3 separate regions of the Homo sapiens genome follow, and all the other regions are linked to region 1. A link is a loop called in an ENCODE intact Hi-C map of the cell type or tissue named here. Cell type or tissue: body of pancreas. All regions are shown on one strand. Region 1 has its middle 29 kb from the start of NEK2-DT. Region 2 overlaps INTS7 (integrator complex subunit 7). Region 3 overlaps LPGAT1-AS1 (LPGAT1 antisense RNA 1).

The links. Hi-C counts contacts between places; a loop is a spot of excess contacts. Peaks named below come from ENCODE experiments on the same cell type or tissue, not always from the same donor. Only the 100,000 strongest peaks of a DNase experiment are listed, where the experiment ranks them.
Region 2: it touches region 1 in a loop (3-fold over the local background); 37 of 110 quality-filtered maps call a loop at or near these places.
Region 3: a loop joins it to region 1, with 4 times the contacts of the local background. A loop is called at or near these places in 80 of 110 quality-filtered maps.

The regions. Positions count from the first base shown.
Region 1 is chr1:211,700,415-211,708,414 of GRCh38, forward strand. No RefSeq gene overlaps it. Among named protein-coding and RNA genes, the nearest start is that of NEK2-DT, 29 kb to the left of the region's middle. RefSeq lists an enhancer at 3,734-4,235. In body of pancreas, no CTCF peak of the experiment used is centred here; a DNase peak (open chromatin) is centred at 3,627.
Region 2 is chr1:211,941,835-211,949,834 of GRCh38, forward strand. It overlaps INTS7 (integrator complex subunit 7), which reads right to left. Exons shown (of 20, transcript NM_015434.4): 18 at 4,773-4,871; 19 at 2,950-3,135; 20 at 1-277. Among named protein-coding and RNA genes, the nearest start is that of INTS7, 90 kb to the right of the region's middle. RefSeq lists an enhancer at 5,725-6,337. In body of pancreas, a CTCF peak has its summit at 3,085 (motif pointing left); a DNase peak (open chromatin) is centred at 3,207; H3K27ac peaks cover 1,972 bases.
Region 3 is chr1:211,833,843-211,841,842 of GRCh38, forward strand. It overlaps LPGAT1-AS1 (LPGAT1 antisense RNA 1), which reads left to right. Exons shown (of 6, transcript NR_135820.1): 3 at 5,622-5,691. Among named protein-coding and RNA genes, the nearest start is that of LPGAT1-AS1, 6.9 kb to the left of the region's middle. In body of pancreas, no CTCF peak of the experiment used is centred here; no DNase peak of the experiment used is centred here.

The DNA.
Region 1 (8,000 bases):
CTACTCAGGGGAGCTGAGGAAGGAGGATCTCTTGAGCCTAGAAGGTCCAGGCTGCAGTGAGCCAAGATTGCACCACTGCACGGCACTCCAGCCTGAGAGATAGATCGAGACTCTGTCTCAAAAAAAAAAAAAAAAAAAAAAAAAAGATGAACAGATCTCAAGGTGGGACCAAATTAAGATTGGATTTTAAATCATCACCAAGTATTTAACACCTCTTTATCACATAACTGATTACCCTTAGAGGAAACTGAACTCTTCTAGAACATCAGTTACAGGCATGATTCAGTGTGACAGTGCATCGCAAAACAATGAATTCTAGGGTTTTTTGGTTGGGTTTGGTTGTTTGGCTGGTTGGTTTTTGTTTAGTTTTGTTTAGTTTTGTTTTGTGGGATTGGTTGTTTTGTCTGGTTTTGTTTGTCAAAAATTCTGGACATAAATGGCTCAAGATTTTGCTTAAAACTGCTGGAGCATCATCAATATATATTATTTCAAACTGCACCCTCACCTGCCCCACCCACCCTTCAGCCTCTGGGAATGGGAGTTGGGTGCTGGATTTTGAGGTCTGTGAAAACTCTTGAACAGTGAGATCTGATGAGCTTCTAGACTACAGAACACATGGAGGTGCTGGAGGGTGGGTGCCCAGAGAGGACGTGGAAGCCCTACCCCCTGCCCCACCCCTACCTCGCCCTATCCATCTCCCATCTAACTGTTCCTGAGTTGTGTCCTTTATAATAAGCTGGTAAATGTAGTGTTTCTCTGAGATCTGTGGGCCATTGAATCTGTGGGCCATTCTAGCAAATTATTGAGCCCAAGGGAGGGGGCCATTGGAACCGCTAACTTATAGCTGTTTGGTCAGAAATACCTGAGACCCAGACTTGCCATTGGCATCTGCAATGGGGGCAGTCTGGTGGGACTGAGCCCTGAAAGTGTGGGATCTGACAGGAGCTGCAGCTTGATAGTGTCAGAATTAAATTGTAGGACACCCAGTTGGTGTTGGAGAATTGGTCACTGGGGGAAATAACCCAGACCTCTGGTGTCAGAAATGTTGTGTGGGTGTAAAGAAACTGTTTTTCTCATCTACCCAAGACCTTGTTTTCTGGCTAACTCCTACTTGACCTTCAAAACCCAACTCACGGCTCACCTCCTGGGGATCCTTCCCTGATCCCCAAGGTGCGAGGTAGGTGGTGCTCTTACGTGTGTTCCCTGAGCACAAGCACATGTACTTACCTCTGTCAAAGCACGGAAGACACTAAATGGCCATGATCAATTTTTTTTTTTCTCTCTGAGTCTTAGAGAGCAAGACTGTGTCTTAGACAACTTGGGATCCCAACACCTGGAACACAGCTTGGCACATCACAAATGGGTAGTTTTGGTTTGTCAGTTCGATTACCTTGTATAGAGCCAGCGCTTGGAATAGCATGAGGTGTGGAAAGGAGCTGACGTGCTCACCTCATCAGTAAGGCGGCACAGCATGCTGGCACTAGTATGGGCTTTGCAAACAGTCAGACTTGGGTCCAAATCTCTGCTTTACCATAACTCACTAGTTGTGTGCCTCTGGGCAAGTGTTTTAACCTCTCTGAACTTCAGTTGTCTGGACAAGCAACCAGGCGAGTGAATAATGTAACTTGCGATAAGGAGGAGGGAGGAGCAGGTCTGGGGAGGAGGATGTCATTCCTGCAGCCTTCTGACTGGAAACTCCTGTAGACAATGGATAGATGATCTGGGAAGAAGACATTAGAGATCTGGGGTCACCAACAGGTAATGACAGTGGAAGCCACAGAGGTGAGTGAGGAGGAGGTGTCTGGAGGGGCAGGTGGAGGGGAGCCTGCAGGGTAGAGTGAGGTGAGCAGAGGGTCACAGGCGGACAGTCACCAGCGAAACAGAGTGTGCGGGGAGGGGGTCTCTATCTTCATGACTTTGCCAAGCTCCTATTCTGATGAATCTGAAACCAGCTAAATTCTGCAACATTCATTAAATGAGGAATCTAAAATAGCTCTCCAATAAATGATTTATGTAATTATTGGCTGCTGCTTTCATTAGGAGCTGTTGTTAACAGTGTTAAAAGTGAGGGTTTTTTTTAGCCTAATTGAATGAGAAAGAAAATTAGAATAGAGGAGCAAATTAGAGGTGTCCTCTTCTCCCCGCAATCCTGTGCAAGTATAAACACTGCCCACTGTGATTGTCTTGGAAGGAAGAGATGGGGGGTGGTGAAAGGGACTGAAATAGGGCCCCTAGGGCATGAGGAAAGATAGGTACCAGACAGCAGCAGCTCAACCTGGCCCAGCTGGGTCCATTTCCCAGAAATGACCTTCCTTTCTTTCTGTGCCAAATGAAAGAGGTAGTGGCGGGGTAGGGGGGAGGGGGTTATAATTTGTACCCACGATGGGACAGGCCCAGAAAGGGAAGTCCAAAATTGGAGGAGAAGCCATTCCTCTGGCCACTTTTGCTCTCGCCACGAGTGCAGCAAGCAAGGCTCTCTGAGGCAGCCTCCTCGGAGGACAGCTGTGTCCAGGACCTGCAGCACCTGAGCCAGGGGGCTTTACCTGGCCCCTCAGGCCCTCAGTCCTTATCTACCTGTCCAGGGAACAGCTGCAGCTGCATAAAAATTCCTGGGTGTGCGCCACTGCACTCCAGCCTGGGTGACAGAGCGAGACCCCATCTCAAAAAAAAAATAAAATTTCCCACAGTAAATGCGCTGCCTGGGACACATAGTCCCTGCTCACACAGCCTAAAGGTAAAGAGCTATGGAGAACAGGAGCCTCCCACGACCTTCTCAGCAGGCCTCACAGGTCACAGCTTCCCACTGCTTCCAACACAGCTTCCTAACAGACGAAAAGCCATTCAACAGAAGGCCTCCAGAAACTAAGGGAAAAGACCTATGTTTGTAAATTTTGCCTAGAAGCACAACTACTAACTATACCTCTGTTATGGGTTGAATTTTGTCCCTCAGAAAAGATATGTTGGAATCCTAGCCCTCAGTACTTCTCAATATGACTTTTATTTGGAAATAGGGTCTTTGCAGATGTATTTAGTTAAGATGAGATCATATTGGAATAGGATAGGCCCCTAATCCAATATGACTGGTGTCCTTATGAAAAGGAGAAATTTGGCTACAGACACACACACACACACACACAACCCCATGTAAAGATGAAGACAGATTGAGATGATTCGTCTCCAAGCCAAGGAACTCCAAAGATTTGCCTGCAAACCACCAAAAGCTAGGGGAGAGGACTGGAGCAGATTTCTCCCTCACAGCCCGCAGAGGGAACCCACGCTGCTGACACCTTGATCTTGGACTTCCAGCCTCTTGGACTGTGAAACGCTAAAGGTCTGTTATGTAAACCTCCCATTCCATTCTGTGCTACTATGTTACTGCAATCCAAGCAAACGAATGCATCTCTGTCCAGATTACTGTGTGGGCAGGACGCAGAGCGTTACACCTTTCACACCTGTGAAAAGGGGGCCTCTTTCAGAAGGAAGGAGGGGAAGCTGAGTTTCCCAGCTTCCCCTTGTGGTTTCTCTATCCAGCCAAATTTTGCAGCTGCTCCCAGCAAGTCACATGTGTCCCTACTCCACGATCTGCCCGTGACTGGCTCTGCACTTGTTTATTCACTTACTCATATTTCTTTGTCCACCTGTGCATTTGTTTTTTCGTTCACCCAACACATTCTCTTGCCCACACCTGTATGCCAGCTGCTGGTCCAGTTGCTGGGCACACAGCGCGAACAAGACAGAAAAGAGCCATGTCCTTGCGGAATATTCATTACAGTGGGAGGAAAGGTCACTGATTAAACAATACTGACATCAGCGTAAAATGACAATGGTGGTTAAGTGCTGCCCATGACAGCAAGTGGATGCAAGAGCAATTAGCTGGCTGTCTTCATCGCCCAGCTAACCCTGACTTTGCCTCTGGCCTGTTTGTGAAGCCTGTGCTTCCATGTGAGGACAAAGACCACTCAGGTGTAGAAGAGCCTCATTGTGCTGTTAAGTGTTCTGCCGGTTGCAAAACATGCATCTTGAGCACAGATGTGAGCATTAGTTTGTGCCTGTCCCCACTGCAGCAGTGTTTTTGGCAGATGACTGAGGGATGCTCTGGCTGAAGTGGCAGGGATGCATGACACCCTTTAGGGAGTGGATTTCCTGGATAAAGACCAAACAGTGATAACACTAGAGGGTTGTAAAAGCCCCAGGTGGTCTCTGCAGGAAGCTTGGGACCCCAAGTGTAGTGCAGCACAGTGCTCTCAAAGGGTGGGTGCCAGACCAGCAGTACTGCCTGAGCTTTTAAGAAAGGCGAATCTGGCCCCATGCAGACCTAATGATTCAGGAACTGGGAGGGCTCAGCAGGTGGCTTCACCATGCCCTCTGGGGGCCACTGATGCAGGATGCTGATGCTCCTGGAAGTTGAGAAGCCTGGGACAGGGTACAAACATGGCTCTGGGGATAAGCAGACTCCAGTTTAAGAACTGGCCTTCCACTTACTGAGGCTTAGTTCTCTTATCTTTTTTTTTTTTTTGAGACGGCGTCTCGCTGTGTTGCCCAGTCACCCAGGCTGGAGTGTAGTTGCATGATCTCAACTCACTGCAACCTCTGCCTCCTGGACTCAAGCAATTCTCCTGCTTCAGCCTCCCAAGTAGCTGGGATCACAGGCGCGCTACCACACCCAGCTGATTTTTGTCTTTTTAGTAGAGACAGAGTTTCACCTTGTTGGCCAAGTTGGTCTCGAACTCTTGACCTCAAATGATCCACCCACCTGGACCTCCCAAAGTGCTGGGATTACAGGCATGAGCCACTGTTCCGGGTCCATTTCTCTTATCTTTAATAAGGACATAAAAATAGCACCTAACTTCTAGTACTGACTTCTAAAATTGCAAAGATTACATTAGGTAATGCATGTCAAGTGCCTGGGACCTAGTACAAGTTCCATAAACATTAGCTAGTTATTATTTTATTAGAATGATAATTCTCCTGTGTGCTTATGGAGAACAGGCCTACTTAGCCTAAACATTGGAGCATTAGGAGGTTATCAAGCAAACCTCAGTATAACCATAGCCCTTTCTTGAGCTGGCTGCCTGCCTGGCCCTGTGCTCTCTGCCCACCAAGCAGAACTGGTGAGGCCGGAGATGCTTCCTGGCTCAGCACCTCCTTAGCCCGAGGGCTTATAGGACAAGAGTTGTCAGGAATCTGGGCCTCAACTTGCTCCAGGAACTGCAACCTACGATCAGGCTACATTTGCAAACTGTCATCACAACACCAGACAGTTCAAAATCAGTGCCTCATGCATGATCTAAACAAGGGTGTTGGCTTTGTGGGGAGAAGAGGGCACAGGAGAGTGACGTGCTAAATAGGTATGTGTGAAGGGCAGAGTGCCATAGAGTTTTCCATGGAAGAGCCTCAGCACTCCAGGGATTCATGTGCCAGAAAAGCCGAGTGTGTCTTGCCTCTTTGACTTCTTGATTCGTTTGTCCCTTTAAGCATCCCTATTTGTTTACCCAAATAGGAGGTTGCTCTAAGCTGTAATAAAGCTCTCAGCTGTGCCACTGCAGAGGACAGCTGCACAGGCAGGTCAGAAAGGCCAAGGGAGGCTTGCAAATGCACTGAGCTAATTTCCAGAACATGCACATTCTGTCCACCCCACTCCTCTGTACTGAAGTTTTAACTGAGTGATACTGGAGGAATCCTCCTGTGTCTATAAGACTTCCAGGGCCTACAGGGCTCAGTGGCTCATGCCTGCAATCCCAGAACTTTGGGAGGCTGAGGCAGGTGGGTCACATGAGGACAGAAGTTTGAGACCAGCCTGGGCAACATGGCGAAACCCTGTCTCTGCTAAAAATACAAAAATTAGCTGGGCATTGTGGTGCACATCTGTGATCCCAGCTACTCAGAAGGCTGAGGCAGGAGAATTGCTTGAACCTGGGAGGTGGAGGTTGTAGTGAGCTGAGATCACGCCACTGCACTCCAGCCTGTGTGATAGAGAGAGACTGTCTCAAAAAAAAAAAAAAAAAAGACTTCCAGGGCTGGTTGCATGGTGCAACTGACTCACGGACACACCTGCTTCCCCCACTTGGGGCCCAGGCACAGCCTTGTCAGAGGACACAGAAATGGGTTTTCCTCAGCACCTTCTAAGAATTCCCTGGGAGGTTGTCAAGTTGTTGGGACAACATATCGGGTTCTCAGGTTCATCCTGTCCCAAAGGAGGAGACACAGACCAGTTTGGAGACGTCTTAGTCTGTGTTGTGCTGCTATAACAGAATACCTGAGACTGGGTACTTTATAAAGAACAGAGGTCTTACGGTTCTGCAGGCTGGGAAGTCAGAGGCGTGTGAACCAGAACAACTCCATCTTGAATAGGAGCTGGGTAAAATGAGGCTGACATCTACTGGGCTGCATTCTCAGATGGTTAAGGCATTCTAAGTCACAGGATGAGATAGGAGGTCAGTACAAATGCAGGTTATAAAGACCTTGCTGATAAAACAGGTTGCAGTACAAGAGCCAGCCAAAACCTGCCAAAACCAAAATGGCAACGGGAGTGACCTCTGGTCGTCCTCACTGCTGCACTCCTACCAGCACCATGACAGTTTACAAATGCCATGGCAACATCAGGAAGTTACCCTATATGGTCTAAAAAGGGGAGGCATGAATAATCCACCCCTTGTTTAGCATATCATCAAGAAATAACCATAAAAATGGGCAACCAGCACCCCTCAGGGCTGCTCTGTCTATGGAGTAACCATTCTTTTATTCCTTTACTTTCTTAATAAACTTGCTTTCACTTTGCACTGCGGACTCGCCCTGAATTCTTTCTTGCGTGAAATCCAAGAACCCTCTCTTGGGGTCTGGATCGATACCCCCTTCTGGTAAGATGTTTCTGGTGACCACAGAAGCGACTATACAGCAGAAACCCCCGACCCAAAGGCTGACTTGGGGTAAGTGGTGGGGTCCAATAACATCTTTCTCTTGGACCACAAAGGGGACAATACTGAGGAGACCCCCGACCCAAAGGAAATAGACTGTTGCACTGATTGGAGGACTTCGGGTAAGTGGTGGGGTACCTGGGTAAAGAATGGGATTGGGTTAGAGGCCCAACTTAGGGGGGTTAGAGTCTCTCCTAAGACAGAGTGGGTTAGAGGCCCCTCTTAATAAAAGGCAAGGACACTTTACCAACCTCGGGTTAGAGGCCCAACTTAGGAGGGTTAGAGTCCCTTTTAAGGTTTACGGGGTTAGAGGCCCCTCTAAGTAAAGTTCCTCTCGGCTAAAAACAGATTACTGCTAATTAATCTGCCTTGCACTCTTTGCTGATAGCCGTGGATGACGGGGGTAGGCAGGTACAGGATCGTGGGACTTTGGCAGCTTTTTCCTCCCTAAACGGGGAAACTTGAGAGCTGATGGGATTGCTGGGAAAGATCCCTTTGCTACCGACAAGCGGCCACCTGAACTTTTCATTGTCGGCTGCAATGAGTGGGTCTTTCTCTGGCCTTCCTAAGCTCTTCACCTTCCCCACCCTGCCACAGCCAATACTTTCCTTCTCTACTTTTCCTTTCCTATCTTTCCTGTTACTCAGTGCAACCATCTTGCCCAGAGACCACGTGTTGAAACTCCAAGCCAGAGGCTGGATTAAAGATGACGGGGCCTATCTGGGGGCAAATTTAGCCCTTGCCAGTTTGATATTGGGTGCTACGCAGAGTGGATAATGTCTATGTTTTATCACACGTATTTTGCGATGGCCAGAATGAAAAAAAATAATTTTCCTTTATGATGCAACTTGGCCCTCAGGGTGATGGTGCCTCAAGCTGGATCACTAGGGCTACTCAGAGAAAGGGAACGCAGAAGCCTGGCATGCTGACAAAAGGGTAAGAATTTCTTACCAGTCAGATTTCTGGCTTCTCTCTCTCTGTGCAAACAGTTGAATGAATGGTTAAAAAAAAATGAAATAAATCAGTGTTTATCTCCTCTGTAAAGTTTTGATTAATGCGAAAAAGAATTCTAAGGCTAGTCTTAAG
Region 2 (8,000 bases), 240 kb after region 1:
TGTAGGCATTGCGTTGCTGCTGCTGCTGTAATGGCTGCTGGGCTTGCTGCTGTTGTAAGCGAATTTGCTGGGAATAAGGGTCTTCCAGGGATTTTACAAATATGGTAGTTCTGGGACCAGTCTTCCATACTATACCATTGGCATCTTTCACAGAAGATTCCACTGTAATGTTGTGTGTTCCAAGGATAGCAAAGTTCAACAGAAATTGAGTACTGAAGTAATCATTATGAGGTTCAACCCTTTGCTCCATCTCATTGGTCATGTTGTCAATGGGTATCTGCAATGAAACAATTGTTAACTAACAACAATGGCTAACATTTCTTCAGTGCTTACTATGAGTTAGGCCCTGTTCTAAGAGCTTATTTAGACCATGCAGACAATAAAAAATTAGGTACTGCTATCATCCTTGCTTCACCGATGAGGAGTCTAAGGCAGACAGGTTAAGTAATGTCTCCAAAGTCACATGATTAGTGAACGGAGTAGGAATCTGAACACAGGCAGACTACCTCCAGGGCCTACACTCTGAACTACTAAGTGATGCTCCTCACTCTACTTGAGTAGAATGAGCTCCCAGAGCCGTTGACAGCCCCTTCACATGCTGGCCTTTCTTCCTTGCTTACTCAACCCCATCTCTAAATCCCTATCTTCCTTTAGACTGTGAAGAGATATTCTGAAGAAATAGGATGAAATCACCTGTTCCAGAGAGTTTAAAACCTAAGAGACTGAAAAAGAACAAAACACTAAGCAAATTTAAGTTAGGTTCCCCCCCAACAGTTAGTCTGATTTTTATTACTTAATGTAGTGATTCCTTACTCCTTTAACAAATTAACTGAACCATTTGTACATTGCTCATTTAATAAGCACTGTTTTGTTCAGACTGGAAGTACAATATGTTATAAAACACAGATTTATAGGCTCATTCATTTAGCCAGACACTCATGCCTTTGTTCTTCAAAGACCAGAATAAAACCTGCTGACGTACTCTTACCTGTACCCAAGATGAAACGTGTCAAGAGACAGATTTATCCTGAGAATGCAAATAAAGGTGATCTTAATGTGTATTTGACCAAATTACTCTAGGTTTATGTGCGTGTTTCTGTGGTGTAATTAATTATATAAATGTGCCCTGCAGCTTTGTGTCTCAAGGAGCAGTTATCATGTCACTTTTCCAGAGACATTTACCTGTAATAGTAATGAACTGACGTCACCAACCAATTCAAGGTCTTAGAATTATTTATAGTACAGGTACTTTTTCACATTTAGCCTTTGTACAGTTTTTATTTCCCTAAAGAATATGCCAACCAAAGAACTTCCTTAAAAGGACCAGAAATAGGCCTAGGGAACCTGATCACCCTGAATGGATGGCTGCATCTTAAGCTGCAAACTCACTGTGAATAACACTGCAAAGTAATCATGTTATTACTCGGCTTATTATATCAGCTTCCTGACTTTAATCAATGCCTCTTGAGAGGTAGGTCAACAAGCAGAAGACCATAGCTTCTAGGTTTGAATGTTATTTTCTTAACAGTAGAAATTATATGCAAGTAACAAAGAGAATCATGGTTACTACTGTTTCAAATTCAAAGTGAAGAGAGAGTTGCAGACAGGGATAAATTATGTAAATTCTCATTACAACCTTCTGTGACAGCAGATACCCAATTTTAACAGTTATACTCTAAATATAGTAAATAATTTTTTCATCATTCACAAATTATTGAGTGGCTACATAAGGTACCATGCTGTATGGCACAGAAGTCAAAACAGAGGAAAAGAGGAGAATGAAGGCTCAGCCGTGTCAGAGTGGACAGAGTGCCAAAGTGAGAGGAACTTGCCATAGTTAAGAAAGTAGTAATGGCTTAAGAAAGTAATAATAGTTTAGAACCAGACCTTCCCTTGGCTTTTTAACCTAAAACCACCAAAGATAATAAAATGCTCTCTTTTTATACCTTCACTGATACCCTGCCTTCCATGCTATGCCACAATAAACCTGGACACAGCCAATCTGGGCATCTGAGTAACTTCGCTGCTACAACTGTGGACTTGGTCCCTTGCTTCATTTACTGTGGATAAACCACCAGGGAATCGGAAATAAATGTCTAAAGCAAGGAACATTCTTTATCTCGAACACTGGCATTTCATGGGCACAGATTCAGCATCTTAGCTCTGGCTAACAATGTAGCCTAATTCAGGTTATTACTTACCTATATCCTGAGTTCCCAAGGCAGCAAATCCCTAGGGTTACACTCTTAAAAAAAGATTTTACTTTATCTGATCATTTTATAGAAATGCTATATACTTTTTTTAATGATAAAATTTACTTAAAATGGAGAAAACTAAATAGATGTGTATTTTTTGTGGGGAGGGATTGGGTGGGTTAGGGAGACACTTATTTTCCAACTTCTGACGTTTGAAGGGACCTCCTGATGTAAGAGAGACCTTTCGTTAGATTAATATTACTGACCTAGCAGGGAGGAGGTGAGTCTTGCTGATGGGTGACTTTCTGGGCAGGAACCAGACATGGGAAGGTAAGCACTTGCTCTTTCTCTTCTGCTTTGGGCACCTGAGTCCTCTGTGCCCTGCCATAAATTTTATAGGGGCAGGCTCCCATACGTACTGACTGAGGCTGGGTGAAAAAATCCAATTCAGGGGTCTACGGTTAGAAAGGCCTTGCTGCCAGGCATTGGAGTTAGGTTTTCCCACAGCTCCAACAGTAATAAAACTCATATTTTGATCTTTGCCTGGATGCTTTGTCTCTATCAACTGGTTCAGGGAGAGAAAAAGAAGTGTTTATCAACCCCTTACAGCCCCAATGTGGGCTTTTAATTTATGTCCATCTGATCCCTTTGGAGGTATAACTGCAATCTATTTAACCATGAAAAACACTGGAAAACTTCCATCAATGAGCTCATATAAAACCTGTATCACAATTCTGCCTCTTTTCTAAATTACCTTGTAGTCTTGTCCAGATTTACTCTGCAGTGTGGAAGAAACATTCAGACAGACAGACTGAATTTTGCGGAAGAGTCCTGGTTTAGATCCGTGCTGAACCACTCCCTCTACCTTTAGCGCCAGCTGCTGGTTATTCTGGACAGCAATGGGCTCTGCAGGATTCCGGGGCGATGGTGACAGAGCAAGCTGGAATGCCAACACTCAAATAAATGCCAACAACCAAGAGCAAGCTTCCTTCCGACAAACATGTCTGTGCTAATCACTGGTTACAGGTTAACAAATTCGATTGTGCACTCCCCCACCCCCACAGGACCTGACTGTGCCAGGACAACGAGACAGATGTACCTTTAAAGTGCCTCCTTCTAAACATCACTGTGGTTTTCATCCCAAACCTCAGTTCTATTTGAGGATAATAGAGAATTAGAAAAAAGCAAAGGCACTATTCTCCCAATTTTTGTGGTGAGGCATTTCTTTGACAATGAACCACTTCTAGTAGGGAAAGGCATTATATAAATTTTCATTACCTAAGAGCTGTCTCTTTGGTCTTACGTAATTTTAAATAAACTAAATTCAAATGTAAATGAACTTAAAGTTCCAGGATTATCTACACAACGAAGTCACTGTGCTATAAAAAAAGTCAATATCTACAAATGAATCAAATGACATTTTTCACCTCTCATTAGTTTTTCTTCAAAAATGTATTAAAAATCCCAAACACATCAATTAAAGAAAGCCCAAGTCTTGCTAAATGAAAAGATGGAAGAAATTTGAGTCTTTTTGATAATGTTGTTGAACTACTGATCAACCCTGGAGACATCCTACTTTAGGACTTCTTATCTAGATCGTCAAATCTTCCTCATTATTCCAGTCATTTTGAAATGGAATGCTCTGTTATTTGTAATCAAAACATTTGCATGGATGTAAAAGTTTACTGAAGACATTAACTAACAGGGATAATCCAGGAGATCTCTTAGAAGTGACAATTTTCTCCCTTTTCCAACAATTTCATTTTCTGAATCAAAAATAGCTTTTGAATTGTGAGTGGCTTAAATATTTCAAAATACTAATTCTACTCACTGGTTAGCCCCTCAAAACATGTTACTGAAAGGCAGAAGTACTTTGGAAGAAGAACTGGTGACAGTTTACTGGATCTGATTCATTCTAAGTTGGGTCTATAAGTTGGGTCTGAATAGACTCAGCTCAAGATCCTTGCAGGCTACTGTGATAAATCACTAATTTATTCCTGGAGGTGAGAGACAAACAACAGAGCTCCAGTTACCCAAATGCCTGTCTCATAGAATTTGGCACTGACAATTAAAAAGGGAGAGAGTTTAACTCCCAAATTCATTTCTTTCACCAAACCACTTGATAAAGGAGAGAAATGGCTTACAACTAGGTTTTATCAAAACCAAAGGTAAGCCAGGCACAGTGGCTCATGCCTGTAATCCCAGCACTTTGGGAGGCAGAGGTGGGTGGATCACTTGAGGTCAGGAGTTCCTGACCAGCCTAGCCAACATGGTGAAACCCCATCTTTACCAAAAATAAAAAAATCAGCTGCGTGAGGTGGTGGATGCCTGTAATCCCAGTTCCTTGGGAGGCTGAGGCAGGAGAATCGCTTGAACCCGGAGGTTGCGGTGAGCCAAAATCACACCACTGTACTCCAGCCCAGGCGACAGGGCGAGACTCTGTCTCAAAAAACAAAACAAAACAAAAAAACCAATAAACCAAAGGTAACACACTGAAGTGTAGCTATGTCCTACATAATCTTCAGAAGACACCTGGTTTTAAAACCTATATTAACCTTAGTATTCTTCCTGTATTACCTTGATGCTGGTAGACTGTAGTTTCTGGAAAAAATATCTCTGGAAAGAAAGGGGAACTTTCAGCAAAGCAATGATGGCATTGCAGAGGCATGCTGTGTGCTGGGGGAAAAAAGAAACTAAATCAAATAAAAATAAATTTTCAAATTTCATCAACAAGTGGTACATTCAGTATAAAACTACAAATGCCCATATAGATTATTACAAAGGTACATACCAATCAAGAACTAGGCATCACATCCAGGAACTGTGCATACATACTAAATCATTCATTACAGATTTTTACTTTATTGTGAAGTATATTCAATAAAATATAAGTGACAGAAATGAGAAAATCCACAGTCCTCGAGGCCAAGCAATAGGCAAATTCCACATTTCTACAGCGCTCAGAACTATCAGTATATTATTAAACAATTATATTAGATACTAAAATATAGAGTAACTATCACATGGCAAAGTATGATAAACAGTATGGTAAAGAAGCCCGAGCATTTTGCAGGACTTTGGCTTTGAGCTGGCTCATTCTTTCATTAGGTGGCTTGTCTCTATGGCCATTGGTCCTCAGAGTAAGCAGTGGTGGAAACTTGGTCGAATTCAGATGAAAGAGGACTATATAGTCGGGGAATCCTGAAACTCTAATAAAATATCTTATTTCTCAAATCTGCCTCACACATTTAACTGAGTTTTGAAAATCCCAGCATGACTGCAGAGGTACAGAAACACCACAGAGAATATTTTGAGCCTTAATGAAAGTGGTCATAAAATCAGAATTTAAGCGTTCAAAGATATTTTAAAGATTACCCAGTCTAATAGAAGAAAACTGAAAGTATCATAAGAACACTTTTAACTTCAGGTGAACCAGAACCATTCCTGCTTGGTCTACTATCCCTTCCTCAGTCTACTCCCGTCTCAGTGGCCTCGTAAGTCACCACAGTGAGGCAGCGCTCCTTTCACGGGGGCACTAGCTGCGGGAGGTCTGTTCTTGCAGACCCGATTCAGCAACGGATAAATAAAGTATGCTGACACACAGATATTCTGCTCTGCCAGTCCAGCTGAGGGTCCCAGCCGCTTACAGGCTCCTGCTGAGTCCTGTAAACAGTTGCAACTAGGCCCTGATCAGCTAGTCAGACTCGCATTTATTCAGTAAGATTAATTAACAAAAGCTTGAGTCAACACCATTAGAGGGAAATTGACATTGTGGACTTCTGAGTAAAAGGCACTTAAGCACTCACGGTACATCAAAGGTTAGTCTTTATATGAGTAAACAAGCTAGCCAGGTAAACTACTCTGCCTTTCTTTATTACTATTTTAATTTGTTTAAAGGTAAAGAGATCAGGCCGCCTTCAGCCAGATCTATTACTGAAGTTAGGCAAACTTCTCAGCCTTCCAAGAAGATTTGTGTCTATTTCTATAACTATCTCTAATATTTTTCCCACCAGCCTGATTGAAACCCAACACCACAGGTTGAAAACTGCTGCATGCACCATGTGGTATGCTGTCTGTCCCTCTAGGCTCCTGCTTTCAAGCAGAGTGTCACCTAGTTGCTCATGCTGTAAACATTTTTTTTTTTAAAGTTGGGTGTTAAGGCTAAAAGCCAGAAAAATCCATTCCTTATTGGGTTCAGGCAATTGAACATTTTGTGCCCAACAGACTCATAGTACAAATGCCAAGTCTATTACCTGAGATAATCACAACACAGATTTAAAGACACTGGTTCTATTTTTTCAGATTTAACTGTTAAAATAGCATTAATCAGCTTCCTGCAACAAGTAATTTGGAAAGTATTTGCAGAGACATCCACCTTTGGTGGACCTCTGATGCCACACTAGTGTCTAAGGAGAGAAACATCTTTGAAGCGTGGACTCAGAGGACCACAAGGGACTTCAGGCTGTTTTCAGGCAGAAAGTCACCATTTTGCCTTTTAAAAGAATGGTGCAGATTTTGCAATACCCTCTTGGAAAAGTGTGGAGTGCCTCTGAGGTCAACAGCCCCTTGGGTATTGACCTCCATAGGTGTATTAGCAGATCACTATTAAGATGTCTGGAGATGTAAATTACGTATCATGATCAGTAAACCAGCAGAAAGACGTTAACGCTTTTTGTTTTGTTTTGTTTTGTTTTTTGAGACGGAGTCTCTCTCTGTTGCCCAAGCTGGAGTGCAATGGCACAATCTCGGCTCACTGCACCCTCGGCCTCCCAGGTTCAAGCAATTCTCCAGCATCAGCCTCCTGAGTAGCTGGGATTACAGGCATGCGCCACCACGCCTGGCTAACTTTGTATTTTTAGTAGAGACAGGGTTTCACCATGTTGGTCAGGCTGATCTCAAACTCCTGACCTCGTGATCCACCCGCCTTGGCCTCCCAAAGTGCTGGGATTATGGGCATAAGGCACTGTGCCTGGACAATGCTCTCTTAATTGTCAATCCAATGGATACTTTTCAGTCTTTGTATTTTCTGACATTTCTGTGGCACCTGATAATGCTCTTCCTTCCATGAAATTCCACCTAATAGTCCATACCCTTATTTCTGATTCTTCCTTTTGCCATCTTCTTTTTAAAGAGCCTCTTCTTTTGTGTGTTCCTTAAATGCTGATGCTCTCCTTGTTGTCTTCTCTTCTCAATCCATGTTTTTCATAGGCAATTCTCCCCACTCCCGTGACTTTAAGAACTTCTATGTGCAGATGACCTTATATGCATCCCAGCCCATCTTTCTTCCAACTGCAACGTATTTACTATCCAACTGCCTAAAGACAGCAACATGTTTGAAAGTAAAACCTTCATCTTCTATCACCTCTCTATATTCTCTCAGTAAAGGATCAATCAGTTGTGTAACTGATCATTCAAGCTGGAAACCTGGAAGGCATGCCTCCATCATCTCATGTCTAGTTAAAAAACTCAGCCTTGAAAATATTTTCACTAAATATCTCTCATATATATCTATTTTTCTCATTCCTACTGCCATTTTAGTAATTTGTTCCTTAGTTTGGATTACTGAAAAAGCCTTGTAGTCATTCTTCTTTCCTCTAATTCCACACCCTGCCAGCCATTTCCTGTTTTGCTTCTATATGATAATATACAATCTATATTAAGCACTTCTCTCTCCTACCCATTTACAATTTCTAAGAAGCCCCCCTGTGCCTAAGGACAAAGTCCAAGCTCCCTTATACTGTGTTCAAAGCCTTTTGTCACCTGGCCACTGGCTACCTCTCTGATTTCATCTCTCTAATCCCTAGC
Region 3 (8,000 bases), 130 kb after region 1:
CTTCTATATTCATGTCAATAATTATTTTATATAAAATGCTCCAGGGCTTATAACCTTAAAATTTTTCAGATAGGGTGAGCCAAATCATCCACACTTGGCTGAGTGTGGTGGCTCACACCTGTAATCCCAACACGTTGGGAGGCTGAGTCAGGCAGATCACTTGAGGTCAGGAGTTTGAGACCAGCCTGGCCAACATGACGAAAACCTGCCTCTACTAAAAATACAAAAATTAGCCGAGCGTTATGGCACCCGCCTGTAATCCCAGCTACTCGGGAGGTTGAGGCACGAGAATTGCTTGAACCTGGGAGACAGAGGTTGCAGTAAGCCTAGATCATGCCACTGTACTTTAGCCTGGGCGACAGAGCAAGACTCTGTCTCAAAGAAAAAAAAAATCCTCCAGACTTGACTGCAACTCTCAGCCATTTCAGCAATTCTTTTTATTAACATGATTGACCCTAAACAATACTATAAAGTAAACAATTGTGTCTCCTCCATGCTCCTCTCCTGTTCGGCTAGCTTCTCTTTTCCCTTCTTAAGGCTAAAATTATCCCTAGTTTCCAAAGGGCCCTGAAGACTCCACATGAGGCCTCCCCCTGCTCCCCAAACAGATAATACTCTAAGCTAGAACCTTCTTTCTCACCTGTCCAATGTTATGTTTCCTTGGCTCAATCCTTATCTCCCCTTCCTGGTGTGGTCAGCTAATCCATGACAAGGGGCTTATGGCTAAAAAATGGAAGAGAGAACTCTCTTCCTAAAGCATTAGTATTTTATACAGAAACTAAAACCCCCAAAGCCTTAATGTATTTCTGCTGGCAGATTATCAGGTATTGTAATGGATGAGTATATTTGTAAGATGTTTTGGAGAAGGATATTTTGGCAAGTTCTTCTACTCACAGAACCTATAAAATCACATAGTACACCTATGAATAAGACATAGTTCACTCACTCATAGGTGGGAATTGAACAATGAGAACACATGGACACAAGAAGGGGAACATCACACACTGGGGACTGTTGTGGGGTGGGGGGAGCGGGGAGGGATAGCATTAGGAGATATACCTAATGCTAAATGATGAGTTAATGGGTGCAGCACAGCAACATGGCATATGTATACATATGTAACAAACCTGCACGTTGTGCACATGTACCCTAAAACTTAAAGTATTAAAAAAAAAAAAAGAATCCTAACATTTAGAATAGAATTTTAAAATGCCAAAAAAAAGCAAATTCAAAAAAAAAGACATAGTTCAGATTTAAACTTGCATTTTCATAACATAAGATTCAAAATATTACGTTAAAATAATAATAATCACTGGCACTTATTGATCACTTTCAACAATCCAGGCCATGTTCTTGGTGCTTTACATACATTAATTCATTTAATCTTCACGATGACTTTTTTTTTTTTTTTGAGACAGGATCTCGCTCTGTCTCCCATACTGGAGTGCCGTGGCCTGATCTCCGGCTCACTGCAACCTCCACCTCCCAGTCTCAAGCAATCCTCCCACTTCAGCCTCCCAAGTAGCTGGGACTACAGATGCATGCCACCACGGCCAGCTAATTTTTTTGTATTTTTTGTAGAGACAGGGTTTTGCCATGTTGCCCAGGCTGGACTTGAACACCTGAACTCAGGAGATCCACCTGCCTCAGCCTCCCAAAGTTCTGGGATTACAGGCATGAGCCACCGCACCTAACCCACAATGACTTTAAAAGGACCGTATTGTTACCCACGTTGTACAAATGGGGAGATTAAGCTATTTGCCCTGATTTCTACCCTGTTCCTCTGTCCTCACCTGCATCTCCAGGAGACCACTGAATCTCACATCTCAAGCTTTCTTTCATGTTGTAACTTCAAGTCCTATCATTGACAGCAAGCCCCTAACTTCTGGAAACTTTTATCTCCTAAGTACCTAAGTTTCTGAATTTCCCCACAAATATATATATATATATATATATATATATATATTTTTTTTTTTTTTTTTTTTTTTTTTTTTTTTTGAGGCAGAGTCTTGCTCTTTCACCCAGGCTGGAGTGCAGTGGCGCAATCTTGGCTCACTGCAAGCTCTGCCTCCTGGGTTCACGCCATTCTCCTGCCTCAGCCTCCTGAGTAGCTGGGACTACAGGCGTCCGCCACTATGCCTGGCTAATTTTTTTGTATTTTTAGTAGAGACGGGGTTTCACCCTGTTAGCCAGGATGGTCTTGATCTCCTGACCTCGTGATCCACCCACCTCAGCCTCCCAAAGTGCTGGGATTACAGGCGTGAGCCACCGCACCCGGCCCCCAACAAGTTAAAAAAAAAAATAATTGGAACATCTTTGTTCTAGTGTTGGGGTGGTGTAATTTAGTGGTATTTGACAAGAGAAAGGAATTTTTTTTTCTTTTTTGTAGAAAAGGAAGACAGGGCGGGATGTGGTGGCTCACGCCTGTAATCCCAGCACTTTGAGAGGCTGAGGTGGGCAAATCACTTGAGTCCAGGAGTTCGAAATCAGCCTGGGCAACATGGTAAACCCCATCTCTACTAAAAATACAAAAATTAGCCAGCTGTGGTGGCACATGCCTGTAATCCCAGATACTCAGAAGACTGAGGCATGAGAACTGCTTGAACCTGGGAGGTGGAGGTTGCAGTGAGCCAAGATCATGCTACTGCACTCCAGCCTGGGTGACAGAGCGAGACTCTTCTCTCAAATCTCTCTCTCAAAAAAAAGAAAGAAATAAAGAAGGAAAGAAGGAAGGAAAGGAACACAGAGTAATTCCACTTATGAACGGGGAAAATAAGTTGTGGAGAACTTATGCAGCTTGTTCATCATAGAGTAGACCAGAAATCAAGTTGGCATGGTATCGAGGTGACCAGCTCATCCTGGCTTACCCAGGACTTTACCCATAGTTTTACTATTGAAAGTCCCGCATCCCAGGAAATTCCTCAGTCCTGGCAAATGGTTGGTGGCCCTACGTGTGGTCTCCTGACTCCTGGGTCCCCATACAGTCCCTTAGGTTACAGAGATCCAGCCTCCCTGCTCCCCTCCCTCCCCACGTTTTGATCTGCTCTACCTATTCCCTGATGATCTGATGTATCAGAGATTAACAAGACATTCAGGGTTGATAGTGGTGTTTAATGTTTCCTCTAAACCATATTAGTTGTCCTTACCTGGGTTAAATTTCCCCCTCTTATCCAAGCCTTCTGTCGTATAGCTTGGCTCTTTCCATGCTTCTCATCACATCGGCTTAAATCGTAAGGGATTTGAGCAGAACTTTTCTCTCTGTTCCTACTCCAACTGTATGTTTAAGATTAATTTATCATTTTGGGGCTAAGCCTATTGGCTAATACTCTGTTGTAATGAAAGTCATGCCACCTTGCATTTCTCCAGTGCTTTTCAGTTGACAAAGTTCTTACACACACACACACACACACACACACACACACACACACACACACACACACACAATCTTGTTAGATGCTATCAATAACTCCCTTAAGTAAGCAGGTACTTATTGGTTAAAAGAAATAAGAATAAGGTTAAGGAAAGAATTTCTTTACAAGTGATTTTCTCTTGAAATGTCTTCAAGAAATATTTTATGAAACACAATTTCAAACCTTTTGTTTCTCTTAAATTTTATCTTCAAAGCATAAGCTGAAGTAGAGATCTGAATTAATTTGGAACCAGCTGCTGGGAAGCCTACAGCCATGAGAAATCCCAAAGTGGGGCGGGGGAGGTTCTCCTGCTCTAAGTGCTATGAATCAAACAAAGCTATGGGCAAAAGAGTGATGCTAAAATGCTGCAGCTTAAAGTATGGGATTTAAAAAAACTTAGAACCATTCAAGTTATATTAATACATTGTTCAGTTTCTTAAGTTTTGGTAGTTTCAGTTACTCCATGTTATGCTGAACTGAATGGCATTATTTCGAAAAGCTGCCTACTCATAAACAGGCCTAATCATAAAAATCATCTAGGGTTCTTTTTAAACTCAGATATTAGTGTATATGAAGATCTACTAGAGAGTTTGCTAAAATGCAGATTCTGGGGTCCCATCTCAGAGATTCTGATCCCATAGGTCTGAAGTGAGATCCAGGGATCTTTTGCTTTAAAATGCATCTTCATGTGATCTGGGGCAGATAATCTGAGGATCTCCACAGCCTTGCTATTTACATCTGCCAACATTGGCATCACCTTGGATATTTTATTTTATTTATTTTTTATTTATTTATATTTAAGTTTATTTATTTATTGAGACAGGGTTTCACTCTGTTATCCAGTGGTGTACTGGAGTACAGTGGTGTGATCTCAGCTTACTGCAACCTCTGCCTCCTGGGCTCAGGTGATCCTCCCACCTCAGCCTCCCAAGTATCTGGGACAACAGACACACACACTACCATGCGTGGCTAATTGCATGTTTTTTGTTGTTGTTGTTTTTTGTTTTTTGTTTTTTGTTTTTTTGGTAGAGGCAGGGTTTTGCCCAAACTGATCTCAAACTCCTGGCCTCAAGCGATCTTCCTGCCTTGGCCTCTCAAAGTGCTGGGATTACAGGCATGAGCCACTGCACCCAGCCCCACCTAGGATATTTTAGAAATACAGAATCTCAGGCTCCACCCTGGATCTCCTGAATCAGAATCTGCATTTTAATAAGATTCCTAGGTGATCTGTATGCATATAAAGTTTGAGAAGTAGTGCCCTACAATATAGCAAATACCACCACATCGATTCAGAAATTGAAACCAAGTGAGAGCTCTAAGTGGATAACCTGGAACAATGGGGGCTTTCAACATGTACTTAATGGTGGAGTGTGATGGCTCCCACCTGTAATCCCAGCACTTTGAGAGGCCAAGAGTTTGAGAACAGCCTGAGCAACATAGCGAAATCCTGTCTCTACAAAAAATTAGCTCAGCATGGTGACATGCACCCGTAGTCCCAGATACTGGGGAGGCTGAAGCAGGAGAAGTGTTTGAGCCTAGGAGTTTGAGGTTGCGGTGAGCCATGATTGCACCACTGCAGTTCAGCCTGGGCAACAGAGGGAGAACCTGTCTCCAAAAACAATAAAATAAAATCAAACATGTACTTAATAAATATTCATTAGGTGCCTGTATTTTCACAAGAGAAGGGGAGAGGGACTACACAAGTCCCCTGGTGTAAACTAACACTGAAAAATCCTGAATAAAGCAGTGTTCCACATAAGAATTAAAGGAGTTAAGTAAGGCTATTTTATATATTAATCAGTAAGTATTTATTAGGTGCTTGCTATGTACCCACAACTTTGCTTTTTCCATTCTATTTGGGGGACAGAAAGCTAACATAGAGGAAACTTTTAGAGGATAACCTCCTCTAAAATGAGCTAATCAGTAAAGTGTGGGTAGAATTTATGTAGGTTGACAGGAAGCCCTCCCAAGTAGGAGAAAAAGCAAGGAGAGTAAAATAGAAAATGAGTTTGATATGTCTGGGAAACAGAGAGGTGAGTGGCCCATTGTGGCAATGGTTTAAAATGACTGAGAGGTGGAAAACTAGAACATTATGTAGGATGAAACTAAATTGTAGATAATTTTGAAAGTCATAAGTAGAACCTGCTCTAGCGTGTGTTTGGCAGATGCTGTTATTTCCCCTAATGTCCATTCTTTCTTTCTTCCTTATAGGAGGATTTTTTTTTTAAGCTCAGCCTATGGACAACAAAAGCATGGACTGTATTTCTCAGCATCTTTTGCAGTAAGATCTGATCATATGATTATAATCTGGCCAATGAAATATAAACAGAAGTGTCAGCTGTGACTTCTCTAGGGTATCCTTAGAGGATGAGGGACACATCTTCCTTTTTCCTGTTAACTAAATAGGGATGAGGAAACTGGAGCCCAGGTAGCCATTTTGGACCTGAAGGTGGAAGTCAAGCTAGGGAGAGCAAACAACACGTGTGTGGATCCCTGATGATCAGGTCATCCTAATCCTGAACTGCTTTCCTCTGGTCTCTTTAACAGGAGAGACCAGAGGAAAACCATGAGAGAGAGGTAATTTTCTATCCCACTTAAGCCACTATTGTACTTTGGACTTTCTTGTCATGTACAGCCAAGCCTAATTATAACTAATAAAACATGCAATTGAAAGACAAAAATGCAAGGGTTTATGCATCAGGTACCATTCTGGTTGCATCTCTTACAAACTCTATGTGGTAATGGATTAGTTACCTAATCTCTTTAAGCCTTTGTCTCCTCGCATGTAAAATAGGAAGAATGTCCCTCAAGGGTGATTGTGAGGTGCAAATTATATTAAATTTATAAAGTATTTAGCACAGTGCTGGTGCATAGTATACTCTTAATAAATGTACCTTTTCTAATTATATACAAGGGCAGATCAGCAGACCAGTATGGGACACAGTGATATCTGTGGAAATATACAGGGCATCCACATCTATAAGATTACCATGACACTAATGGGTATTATGATTTGGAAGGTGAATAGATTAGAGGCAGGGAAATGCTTCAGAAATCTCAAGTCTGACCTGTGACATTAGCAGTGGAACTGAAGTGGATATTTATTGAACCCCTTTTTATATGTGCCAGGCACATTCTAGGAGTCAAATCCACAGTGATAAACAAAACACACATGGTTCTTACACTCAAAGAGTTTACAGGCTGGTATGGGAGTCAGACATAAAACTACTAATGGAAAATTATAGAATGACAAACTGAGGCACGTGACCTGAGGGAAAGGAACAGAATATTCTGAGAGCTTGTACTAGAGGAACCTAATGTAGTGAATTGCAATTAAGCTGGGATGTGAAGGATGAACCTGAGTTAACTAAGAGAGGCAGAAAGTACATCCTCTGAAGGGAAATGAAGGGCAAAGGCCATGTGGTGAAAAAGATCACAATGAATTCTCAAAATTAAGATAAAACCAGTGCACCCACAGTGGTGAGTCCAAGGGGATCCTAGTCTGAGATGAGCTGGAGAGGTAGGCAAGAGATACACTCTATGGGGCCTCACAGACCATCATAAAGGGTTTTATTCCAAGGATGACTGGAAGGTGCTGGCAGGTTTTGAGCAGAATCCTGGGGTGCCCAACCATCCCAGTTTGCCTAGGACTGAGGGATGTGAGACTTTCAGTGCTAAAATTGGAACAGCCCCAGGCAAACCAAGGGATTGGTCACCCTCACAGTTATATGATCTGATTTTTTCCTAAATATTACATTTTGGCTGTCTTACAGAAAACTAGCTGTAGGAAGGAAGGAGTGCAATTGATAAGACAGTTAGGAGATTATTGCAGTATCCAGACAAGAGAGGATGGTAGCTTGGGCTAGGGTGATGACGGTGGAGTTGAGGGAAAAAGGATGGGCTTGAGAGAAATTTAGGGGTAAAATTGGCAGGTCATGGTGAGAGATGGAAATGCTGCTTCTAAGACTGCATGGATTAACTCAAGTACAAGAGTGAGATCTGGATTCAAATTCTACATAGGACTACTCTAATTTATTTACTCTTGAGCACTAAAACACTGGGGTCTATATAAGAGGATTTTTCTTTATCCAAAGTACAAGCATACCTCTGAGATAATGCAATTTTGGTTCCAAACCACTGCAATAAAGCGAGTGATAAAATATTTTTTGTTCCCAGTGCATATAAAAGCTATGTTTACATTACGCTGTAGTCTATTAAGTGTAAAGTAGCATTATGTCTAAAAAATTTTAAAATACTTTATTGTTGAAAAATGCTAACAGTTATGAGTCTTCAGCAAGCTGTAATTTTTTGCTGGTGAAGGGTCTTGCCTCCATGTTGATGGCTACTGGTTGATCACAGTGATGGTTGCTGGAGGTTGAGGTGCTGTGGCAATTTCTTAAAATAAGACAGCTATGAATTTTGCAGTATTGATTGACTCTTCCTTTCATGAAAGCTTTCTCTGTAGCATGCTATGCTGTTAGATAGCATTTTATTCGCAGTGGAATTTCTTTAAAAATTGGAGTCAGTCCTCTCAAACCCTGACGCTGCTTTATCAACTAAGTTATGTAATATTCTAAATCCTTTGTTGTC